Linked DNA regions of Homo sapiens: regions 2 and 3 are each linked to region 1. Evidence: chromatin contacts called from ENCODE Hi-C data. All regions are on one chromosome and are shown on one strand. The core of a region is the stretch at or near the end of the contact, and the rest is flanking DNA. Distances in the headings are between cores, read along the strand shown.

Region 1 (3,596 bases), core at 388-2,887:
GAGGTACATTCAGTATGATTTTTTTCCCAGAAACAACACTAGAATAGGAATTTGCATTTCTATGCAAAGTCTTAATTCCCAGTAGTTTTTCAAATAATGAACAAAAGCACCATGTTAAATCAGCCATTTAGCCACCATAAATTATAAACCTTTTTGTTGTGCAGATTAAGCTTCCTGCCATATCAAATTACATTTAATATGACGTGGTATTACCCTCAGTTCTCACCTTTATCATCCTTGCTATATTTTACAACAACTACTCAAAAGGTCAAATAATTCATGGAGTGGTAGAATTGAGATTAAGTTGTGATAGGCATCTTTGAGAGAGTTTTTGTAAATACTTGGGTTCCTTGATGGCTTATTTGAGGAACTCACATAGAATATATTTTATTCTTTGCTTTCTTTCTCATTTTGAATTGTTCTGAAGCAGGTATACAGATTAGAAACCTAGTATTGATCTTTCAATATTGGAAGACAAATCCTTCTATGGGCAACATCTCATCTATAATTTCACTTTGAATTCTAATAAAATTCAGTATAATTATATAAATCAGACCAGTATAAAGGACTGGTATAATTGCATATTTAAATTTTACTATTTGTGCCTTATTTGCCACAGCATTGCTCCCTACTGTTAAGTTCTTTGGTTCCAAGTGCCTAGTATGATTAATTTAAACAGGCCTGGGTTTGAGATGGGATCCATGTGTACCAGCTGTGTGAATTTGCACAATTTACCTAACCTCTTTTCAGAAGGAACCCCAATATTCCTACCTGTAAAATGAAAATAACAAGGTTTGTATGGGGACTGAAGGAACCAAGTGATCCTCATGATATTCATAGTACAGTGTCTTGCACATGTCGTGCGCTTAGTAAGTGTCAGTGATAATAGAGCAAGCTGCTGAAGTTGCAGTGTGCAGCCTGCACAGCTCACTGTGGCTGCCGTGATTAGCTACTGCATTTTTCTTTGGGAAAAAGTGATCTGAGATCCAAGCACTTGGTTTATCTAAGGCTTTTAGATTGTGACTTTAAGTTGGAGTTATAAATTATTGGAAACTTGGGAAAACAAATTAGAGATGTGCAGGGGTGGGAGAGATCTCTCTGAACTGGATCAATCAGAGAAACATCCTTAAAGATTTGATATTTGAAGAATGGGCAGGAGAAAGGGTATCCAAGTTAGGGAAAATGTTTTGTACTTACTCGAGTCAAGGTTTAAATGGAATTCAGTGCTGAGCTTGAAGAAAAGGTGTCTTTGTGTAATTTTGACTGGAAGAAAATCAGAAGGTAACTTATGATTTACATTTACATTCCAACTTCTTAAAATTACATTTTAAGAATGGATTACAATCTTGTTAGGAAGGTTCTTCCCTATCCCCAGCCCCTATGACCCTGAGTTCTAAAAGACTCACTATTCAGCAGGCACACATCTGAAATGACACTGTCCACCAAGTGAGGCCCATAAACCCTAGTCCTTGTCTGTGTTCCCGTGGAGGGGCTGAGGAGGCTCCACTCTGTGACTCTGACAGTTCTGGTGAAAAGAATGTCCCTGGCAGAGGAGGCAGCAAGGCTGTCTGATGGCTCACTGAATAGCCCTGGGAGTAAGAGCTGTTTCCCACCATGAAAACAGGGACTCCACCCTCAAAAGAAAGCAGCCTTCACAGCTGCTTAACTAAGTAGCCTCATGGGACTCCTGGGAGCTAAAAACCACAGCCGAGCTTTCTCCCCACAGGGCATGGCTCTAAGACAAGAAAAAGAGATAATTTTAGACCACAAACTTTGACCTTGTGAATAAAAGGAGAATAATGTAAATAAAGAAAAATAAGGTGGAAGTAACTCATAACAAGCAGAAAAATGGTAAGATATAAACCACTGGATCCTGAGATCAGGCATAGTTTTTAAAAAAATTGATAGTTTTTTTATTGATACATAATAGAGGTACATATTTTGGGAGTACATGTGACAGTTTGATACAGTCGTATAATATATAAAGATAAGGGTAATTGGGGTATCCATCACCTTAAATACTTGTCTTTTCTTTATGTCAGGGACAGTGGAATTATTCTCTGCTAGCTATCTTGAAATGTACAGTAGATTAATGTTAACTATAGTCACCCTATAGTGAGCTATTGAACACTGGGTTTTATCTCTTCTATCTAACTGTATGTTTGTACCCATTCAGACATAATTTTTTAAAAGTTCCCTAAATACTAATATTGACTATTGGAGACTTTAAACCTTAACCTAGATGTCATTACTTTTTTTTGGCTGGAGTGCAGTGGCGCAGTCTCAGCTCACTGCAACCTCCGCCTCCCAGGTTTAAGCAGTTCTCATGCCTCAGCCTCCTGAGTAGCTGGGATTACAGGTGTGTGCCACCACGCCCTGCTAGTTTTTGTATTTCTAGTAGAGATGGAGATGGGGTTTCACCATGATGGCCAGGCTGGTCTCGAACTCCCAGGCTGGCCTCAAGTGATCTGCCCGCCTCGGCCTCCTAAAGTACTGGGATTACAGGTGTGAGTCACTGCACCCAGCCTCATTACTTTTATTTTATTTGTAATGCTACATGGATTAGTAGCTGCTTAACATTATCTGTTATTTTGACATCTATTATTTCTTTACATTTTACTTTCAACAGACAGTACGTAATGCCCTGCATACTTCTACCACGAGCATATTTATTCCTTATGGCTGCTGTAATAAATTGCCACAAATTTAGTTGCTTAAAGCAATGTAAATTTCTACTACAGTTCTGGAGGTTGGAAGTCAACTGGGTCAGCATGGCTGTGTTCCTTCTAAACTGTAGGGGAATCCTTGTCTTGCCTTTTCCAGCTCCTAGAGGCCAACTGCATTGCCTGGCTCCTGGCCGCATAGACTCTGTCCTCTGTTTCCACGATCACATCTCCTCTGACTCTGACCCTCCTGCCTCCCTCTTACAAGGCCCCTTGGGCTTGCATTTAGGGCTCACATAGATAATCCAGAATAAAATTCCTATCTCAGGGTCCTTAACATCATCTGCAAAGTCCTTTTTGCTGTTAAGGTAACATAGACACAGATTCCAGAGATTAGGATTTGGACCTCTTAGGGGGGCTACTATTTAGCCTGCTACACTGAGGAGTGTGTGAGACCAACAACCTAGACGGAAATTGGACGGTGGAGAAAACGGTGAAGTGTTTTCTCCGTCGGAGAAAGTGGATGGAAGGTTATGCATGGTCAGTTTGTCCTTGTACAGAATTCTGTAGTCTAATCCATTTTATATGTAACAAATGAAAATGTTTTCAAGTATGATGATCAAAAGGAGTGAGTGTCTCCCTTAACATCCTATAAATATTTTAATACGTGGTCCAGTCCATCTTCCTCACTCACTCTGCAGTGTTTGATCCATTACCCAAGGTAACTGAGGGCCCACCACCTACTGGGTGCTCCATGAACCCCAGGCAAACCACAGGCAAGTCAGCTCATTTCCTCTGGGTATACAGGGTGTCTTTGTCTTATATTTAGCTTATAAATTGGTTGTCAGCTCCATTGCAGAGCAGTAACATGAACTTGTGGTTTAGCACATCACATCCTTTAAAGGACAATAACGTTTTTCTGGCTTCCCCACG
Region 2 (3,596 bases), core at 530-3,029, 1.8 Mb after region 1:
GCCATATGGAAAATTCGGGGCTTCATTGTGAAACAGAGGGTGGTTTAGAGAAGGAGGATATGTGAACGAATGGTACTGCTCTCGCACACTGACATTGCCAGGGCAAGTATGTTTTGATGATTATGGATCTGATCTTTCACAATCAACAGACTTCCTGTCTGTCACCTCAGACTTTAGAAACAATGAGAATAAGCTAACATGTAACTGGGAGCTCTTCATGAGAACTGAAAGAGACAACTGGAGCTGTGGTGACAGAGTGGGGCGAGTTGGTGGAGAGGGCAAACTCATTCAGCCTCCCTCATTCCCCTGGCCTTCCAGGCAGAAGCTTCTTCCACCCTGCAGCAGAGGTTATTGCTAAGAGTCCTACAACTTGCCCCTGACTGGTTCCTAGAGAAACTTCTTCCTGCAGGTTTGGGTGCAGAGTGAGCTGTGGCCTTCCAGTTCCCTGCGTGTGCACTCAGGGTGCTTGGAGCATCCTTCAGAAAAGATGGGACCTTGGAAAGTCACTGATTCTTGCTGAGTTGCAACTTCCTCATCTATGTAGGGGAGAAAACTTAGTATCTTTTCTTTATCTCTCACAGTTCATGGCTGAGGCCCATAACAAAATACGGATTAGCAAGAGAAAAGCATAACACATTTATTTAATGCAAGTTTTAAGTGACATAGGCACCTTCAGTAATGAAAACTCAAAGACCCAGGGAAAAGTGTGGATTTTTATGGACAGTCATGCAGAAGTATGACTGGAGGCAAAAGGATATGATCAAGTGGTAATAAGCGGGGGGTACTTGGTAAGGCCTGCTTGTTCAGATTCCTCTTGGCCTCTCTGTGTGACATTCCTTCCCTCCAGCTATAGGACAAGACACCTGTCACATGAAAATCTTCAGGGGAGGAGGGTGGGAGTAGGTCAGAGGTAACCTTCCTAGGTTTTAAGGCCCACTTCAGGGGAGAGAGGGACAAGAGGAATTTCAGTTTCTATGTCCCACTGTAGGGGAGAAGGGGTGGGAGAAGGTCAGAGAGACTATCTTGCTTCTGAGGTTTTCTCAATTTCCTTCAGCATGCTTCACTCAGTATGTCAATATGCCACATTCTGAGGTGGCATTTTTTGCACCTCATCTTCTGTAGTGGGGCCTTTCCTCCACTTTTATTTACTTCACAGAATGATGAACATAGTGGAGGTGATGTGAACGGTAGTTACTATGCTGCTCAGCAAGAGGAAGTGGGGTAGAAGATGGAAGCAGCTTCAGGAGGATTCCAGGCAGGAAGTATATGGGATTAGAGCAGCTGGGTGGAGCAGGGAAGTCCTCCAGGGCAGGGGAGGGGCTACCACTTACAACCTCCAGTCGGAAAGACACAGCACAAAATGGATTCTTTCCAGATTTTTCTACTTGTAATTTTTTTTTAATGAGTACACAGCATTGCATTCCTGTAAAACTTTAATTTTGTTTAAAGAACAAATGCTGCCTACATTCCAGATACTGGTTCTTGCTTCCAGGAGAATACTTGAAATAGATCTTTTCATGAACAAGTGTGTTTGTGGCCAGTGCCCCCATTGGCAAGGCTGTTGAATTAAAAATCCTTAATTTTTTTTTTTTAATTTGTACTCTGTATGTTTACTGAATTACAGAAAGGTACATTCAGAACTTTTGTCTTCTTTCCAAGTGGGTGTCTCAGGAGTCAGCAGCTGCATAAATACACACACAGTTCAGTTAACTGAAATTGGGGATTAATGATGTGTGCTACACCTGCATTTTTAATCTTGCAAAAAAAAACCCATTAAGTGCAAGCATAGAGGATTACGATGAGCCACACACCTGCAGGGAACATGGTGACCTGACGACAGAAATGAGCATGTCTGCTCTGCTGCACAACCACAGGCCAGTCGTCTCCACAGGAGGAGAGTGTTTCAAAGATGCTGATGGGAGGGAGTCCATTGTTATCGTTTCACATAAAGGACAGTGGTAACTGAACATTAGAAAAGAAAAATTGCTGTTCCATTTTTCCTTTATGCAGAAATGAACAACTTATTACAAATTTAACCAGCCTCACTGCCAGCCTTCTCAGCAGTGCCAAGTGATATGAAACAGCAGCAGCAGCAGCAGCCCATGGCATACATTTGAATACACATGGTCCTGTGGCTCACCACACGTTTTGCACTCACCCTCTTTAAAACAGCTTCTGCTTAAACCCCCACTACTTCATCCTTGGGGGCTTAATGCCTTTAGCTAAAGCTAAAGCTTCCTGGAGGCAGTGACCACATCACATCCACCTTCATATCCAACATGTAGTACAGGCTTGTCCCACAACGGATGCTCATTCGGAAGGGCAAGTACTCATTAAATGCTCCATTTAGTAAGAGGACTTATAATATTGCAATGCCCTCTGTTGAATTCCTACTATTGCATTGCCAAAGATGAAACAAAATGATAATAACCAGCATTGGCAGTATTGAGAGAAATGATGAACCTATTTAGAGTTCAAAGTAGCTGTATGGAAAATGTAGGAGTTCATTGTGAAATAGAAAGTGGCTAAAGAGGAGTCATGGTACGTAGACTGTATGGCTGAGATTTCACTTTAGTATTGCCTTTTAATAAAGCAGGTTGGAGGCCGGGCGTGGTGGTTCATGCCTGTAACCCCAGCACTTTGGGAGGTGGAGGCAGGCGGATCACGAGGTCAGGAGATTGAGACCATCCTGGCTAACACGGTGAAACCCCGTCTCTACTAAAAATACAAAAAATTAGCCGGGCATGGTGGTAGGCGCCTGTAGTCCCAGCTACTCGGGAGGCTGAGACAGGAGAATGGCGTGAACCTGGGAGGCAGAGCTTGCAGTGAGCCAAGATCACACCACTGCACTCCAACCTGGGTGACAGAGTGAGACTCCATCTCCAAAAAATAAATAAATAAATAAATAAATAAATAAAGCAGATTGGAAATACCAAAAGGATTAAAATTAGCATATTTTAAAACCAGCAATTCTAAAACATCCTAAGCAACAGCATAAATCATTAATTTGTCCTAATATTTACCTACAAAGAAGTTCATTGCAGCATTGCTTATCATATTAGAAGATTGAAACTAAACGGAATGTCCAACATAAGGGGATTTGTAGAATAAAAGCATACATCTTTCCAAGGGACTATGGAATAGATATTGAAAATGTTGTAAAGGCAGAATATTTCTATATATGGAGAGAAATAAGAAAAGCGGGTTATAAAACATACAATATGGTACACATTTCCTTCTTAGGAAAAAAGAAATGAGGCCTGGGGACTATATACATAATGGTATTTATCTGTGGGTGATGGGATTATGAGTTATTTTTATTTCTCTGTTTTTGTTTATTGGTATCTTATGTTAGTCTGAAATAAATATGTATTATTGGAGTCCAGAATATACTACCCCAAAGTATGACTGTCAAGGAGTTCAGGATATGCTACCCCAAAATATACTGTTTTGGTATGCAGTCAGCCCTCTTTATCCATGGGTTTTGTATCTAAGTATTCAGCTAATTTAAATCAAAACATATTCAAAAAAGAGAAAACAGCAACAACAAAACAATAATAAAAAATAATACAAATAAAAACCTAATATACTGTAAC
Region 3 (3,596 bases), core at 663-3,162, 1.3 Mb after region 1:
ACCAGCGACAGTGTCAGGATTCAAACCCAGACATACAGAAGCCCAATGCCTCCCACCTTTCCTCAAAGCCATGCTGCTCAGAGCTGACTTCCTGTGGTGTTTTTGTTGGCTGTGACATGGTATTTGAAGCAGGAAAACAAAACAAAACAAAAAAGATCTTAACTTGGAGGACAGGAGAGAGAAACTGTAGAGATCAGTAAAATAAATGAGGAGGTTTATCCAGTCATCTGTACTATTAATTGAATTTAGCTCTCTACTAGCTAAGTGCTACACGGCTCCATGGTGATTATCAAGGTAGTCAGGATTTCAAATGGTGCTGATAACTAAGTGTAATAGGATTATGCATTTTTTTTCTTTTAGAGTTGAAACAAAAAAAGGCCCTTTAAGCTGAGGTTTTCAGGTTGTTTTTTTCCTGTTACAAACTAGTCCAGAATGATCCCAGAGACCTCAAGGAGTGTTAGAGCTTATTTCACTTATATAGGGAAAAAGAAAGACAGAGTATTTGCTAGGTAGATGCATACTCTTCTAGCTCTTCTTGCCTCAATCTGGACTTAGATTCAATGGACTAAACTTAGCAGAAAAGTCACACGGAGAAGGCAATGAACACAGCACATGCCTAATACCATATTTTTATTTGATGATATTTGAACCATAAATATACTTCACTTCAAAAAAACCTTAAAAATTGTGTATTAAATGAATTTTGGTAAATAATTTAAGTAAGGAGAGATGGTTAATATTCATTATGGAAACATTCTGCTATGAAATTCAGTTTACTAAGAGGATTAATGTTTTCATTAAAAAAATATTTTGACTGAATCTTAAAAAAAAATCCCTGATTTACATTATCTTGTAAATGTACATTCTTTCATGGTAAGAATATTTTTAAAAGGTTAATCAGCATTTGTTTTTGATTTAAAAGTAAGTTTATACTTAAACATCATATTTTAAGGTATTTAGTGCAGAATGAAATTACTTTAATATAAACTAGATGTAATTTGTCATGTTTTTTAATAGAAAACTTTTCAATACTATAATGCTTTGCTTGTATTGGGCAGAATATAAAACAAATTCAAAGCAGTGAAGAATTGGGAGGAAAAGAAAAATGATTCTCAACCCTCAAATATGGGCTTCTTTGGAGAAAGTGAAAATGGATTTTTAAAAAATCAGAAACGAACAACTCACTGTTTTTTTGAAAGGAGATTATATATGCTGTTAGTCATTTTTTAAAATGACCACAGCTACCATAGAGACTTTGATTTATTTACATTTTCCTGGGCCTGCAGCCCCCTCTTGTATAAACATATACACATACCAATATGTTATGTGAACAGCAATCTTGCAGTGACTTCAAGGAAAAAGTTGTTTTTGTAAAAGAACTCATATTTTCCCATGCTACTTCACTTCTTGTGCAAGAACTTTTATGAGATTCTAGTGAACTGTGTTTTATTTATTTTCCTTTGTTCTTTCCCTCTTACTGGAAGAAAACATTATCTGGATGTAATCATGTTCAATGAGAATACATTCTGACTCAGGAGATGATTTAAATCAATGACCAACAATTAAAATGCCTAATCTGCCACTACTTTGGATATGGCAATTTAATTTTACTAGGTCAACACATTCATTTATTTTAATGCAATATATATTCCCCCACAGGAAGGAACACTATTTCAGTAATCCCCTGTTACTGACATCTTTGCAGATTTAGCCACTCTCTCTGTAACTCAACCAACTAAAGTTGAAGTTTTGTAGCGGGAAAAATACAAAGTGAACATCTCTAGGCTACTTCATCAAAGTCCCCGGGGACCACATTTTTCTCTCAGGAGACTGTCCTGTAATTCACTGAATCATTGCTTGTATTCTCACTATCAGTAAGCCTGTGTGGTGTTCCAGCCACCTGGAGCTGACAAATATTTTTCTATGTGAAGGATACCATAGCAACCAGATTTGCCGCATGGACAGAAACCAGCCATAACGATGCTGCAATTTTAGCCAGGAAGCCGACACGTAGCACCCACGACAGTATTATCGTAAAGCATGTCTTGAGATCTGAAAATTCATTATTTTCTAGGACTTAGTTCTTTAGACACAAGAACGGAAATTACCCCAAGCCCTAAGTGAAGGAAGGCGGTAAGAAGGAAGGAAGATGGGAAAGATCATATGTTTCAAATCTGTCTCTCTTTCTTACAAGCAATGCCAACTTGTACAAGTTAATAAACCCTCTGAGCCTCAGTTTTTTCATCTGTAAAATGGAGACAATCATTCTCCCTCAAAGGGTGGTCGTGAGGATGAAATGAGTGCTCTGTACTGTGGTTGGCAGATGGGACACACATAACAACTAAAAGCTTTCTCCATTTGGTTAAGAAGGGAGGTAATAGACACTTAGAGGCCACAAGAACAATGCTCTCCAAAATAGGGTTCAGATGATTATATGAGAAATGTTATCTGTGTTTAAAATTTCGTATTAAAATATTCTAAAATATTTTTAAAGAATTAGGCTGGGTGCAGTGGCTCACGCCTGTAATCTCAGCACTTTGGGAGGCCGAGGTGGGTGGATCATTTGAGGTCAGGAGTTCAAGACCAGCCTGGCCAATATGGCGAAACCCCGACTCTACTAAGACTACAAAAATTAGCTGGGCGTGGTGACACGACGCATGCCTGTAATCCCAGCTACTCAGGAGGCTGAGGCACAAGAATCGCTGGAACCTGGGGGGCAAAGTGAGCTGAGATTGCACCACTCTCCAGCCTGGACAATGAAGCGAGACTCTGTCTCAAAAAACAATAATAATAATAAATACAAATAAAATAAATATTTTTAAAGAAACAAATTGTTATGCCAGTATGCAATATCAGGATATGATAGGAGGCGCCCTCACTGGAGCTGCCAGCCTGCCAGTGGTTTCTGGGAGGGAGGGTGGCGATTGTATAGTAGAGAGGATTGACCCCAGCAATCTTACCTCCACGCTTGCTTTCAGTACTGCCCTACATCATGATGTGCGGCAGCCGACATGGACTCGATTGAGAGACTGTGAGCTACATTGCTTATCTTTAACCAAACTAATCCTAACAGAATGGAGAGGCAACTTAAAAAGATTCTTGCAGAGGAACCACAAAGAGAAAATATTAATTACCAGCAATGAGTAGCCAACAAGAAAGAGACAAAGCTGAAATTCCCTTACTCCTAGTACTGGCCCTGTTAACAGTCACTTCTACAAGGCAGCAATAATGAACACAGATTTAGACCAGAAAAGAAGCCAACTGAACTAGTGTAAAATTGTCTGGAAGACTATTTGAAATAGAGATTTACGTAATTATTGATGGACTTTGGCCTTTATGACTTGAGATATTAATGACAGTAGAACTGCATGTAACTTATAAAATACATAAAGATAGATATATTGGGAGTACTGCTCAAGATTTTGTTACTGATATGAGTGTATATTCAACAAAGGCTGGGGCCACTGTGCCGGGGAAATGAATATAGGGTGGCCACACTGCCTGCTTCCCAGCCTTTTTCACACATGGCACACACGTTGTGTTTGTACTACATGCTGGGATAAGCTACTAGGCTATGGGAAGCTCAAGCCTTTGGT

The links. A loop is a pair of places that touch in the nucleus more often than their neighbours do. Pooled maps may share reads with other maps.
Region 2: a map with no recorded cell type shows a loop between it and region 1 (3-fold over the local background). The contact joins two enhancer-like sites. A Hi-C loop is called at or near these places in 2 of 37 single-sample maps with no recorded cell type and 2 of 50 pooled maps.
Region 3: a map with no recorded cell type shows a loop between it and region 1 (4-fold over the local background). The contact joins two enhancer-like sites. A Hi-C loop is called at or near these places in 2 of 37 single-sample maps with no recorded cell type and 1 of 50 pooled maps.

What each region holds. Positions count from the first base shown.
Region 1 is chr13:31,894,999-31,898,594 of GRCh38, forward strand. It overlaps the pseudogene EEF1DP3. Among named protein-coding and RNA genes, the nearest start is that of FRY-AS1, 130 kb to the right of the region's middle. Within about 2 kb of position 1,638, at least 5 of the 41 ENCODE cell types and tissues checked have a DNase peak (open chromatin) inside an H3K27ac peak, as active enhancers do.
Region 2 is chr13:33,743,977-33,747,572 of GRCh38, forward strand. No RefSeq gene overlaps it. Among named protein-coding and RNA genes, the nearest start is that of RFC3, 72 kb to the right of the region's middle. Within about 2 kb of position 1,780, at least 10 of the 41 ENCODE cell types and tissues checked have a DNase peak (open chromatin) inside an H3K27ac peak, as active enhancers do.
Region 3 is chr13:33,193,604-33,197,199 of GRCh38, forward strand. The region is part of intron 1 of STARD13 (StAR related lipid transfer domain containing 13); the gene reads right to left. Among named protein-coding and RNA genes, the nearest start is that of STARD13-AS, 82 kb to the right of the region's middle. RefSeq lists a silencer at 2,443-2,633. Within about 2 kb of position 1,913, at least 11 of the 41 ENCODE cell types and tissues checked have a DNase peak (open chromatin) inside an H3K27ac peak, as active enhancers do.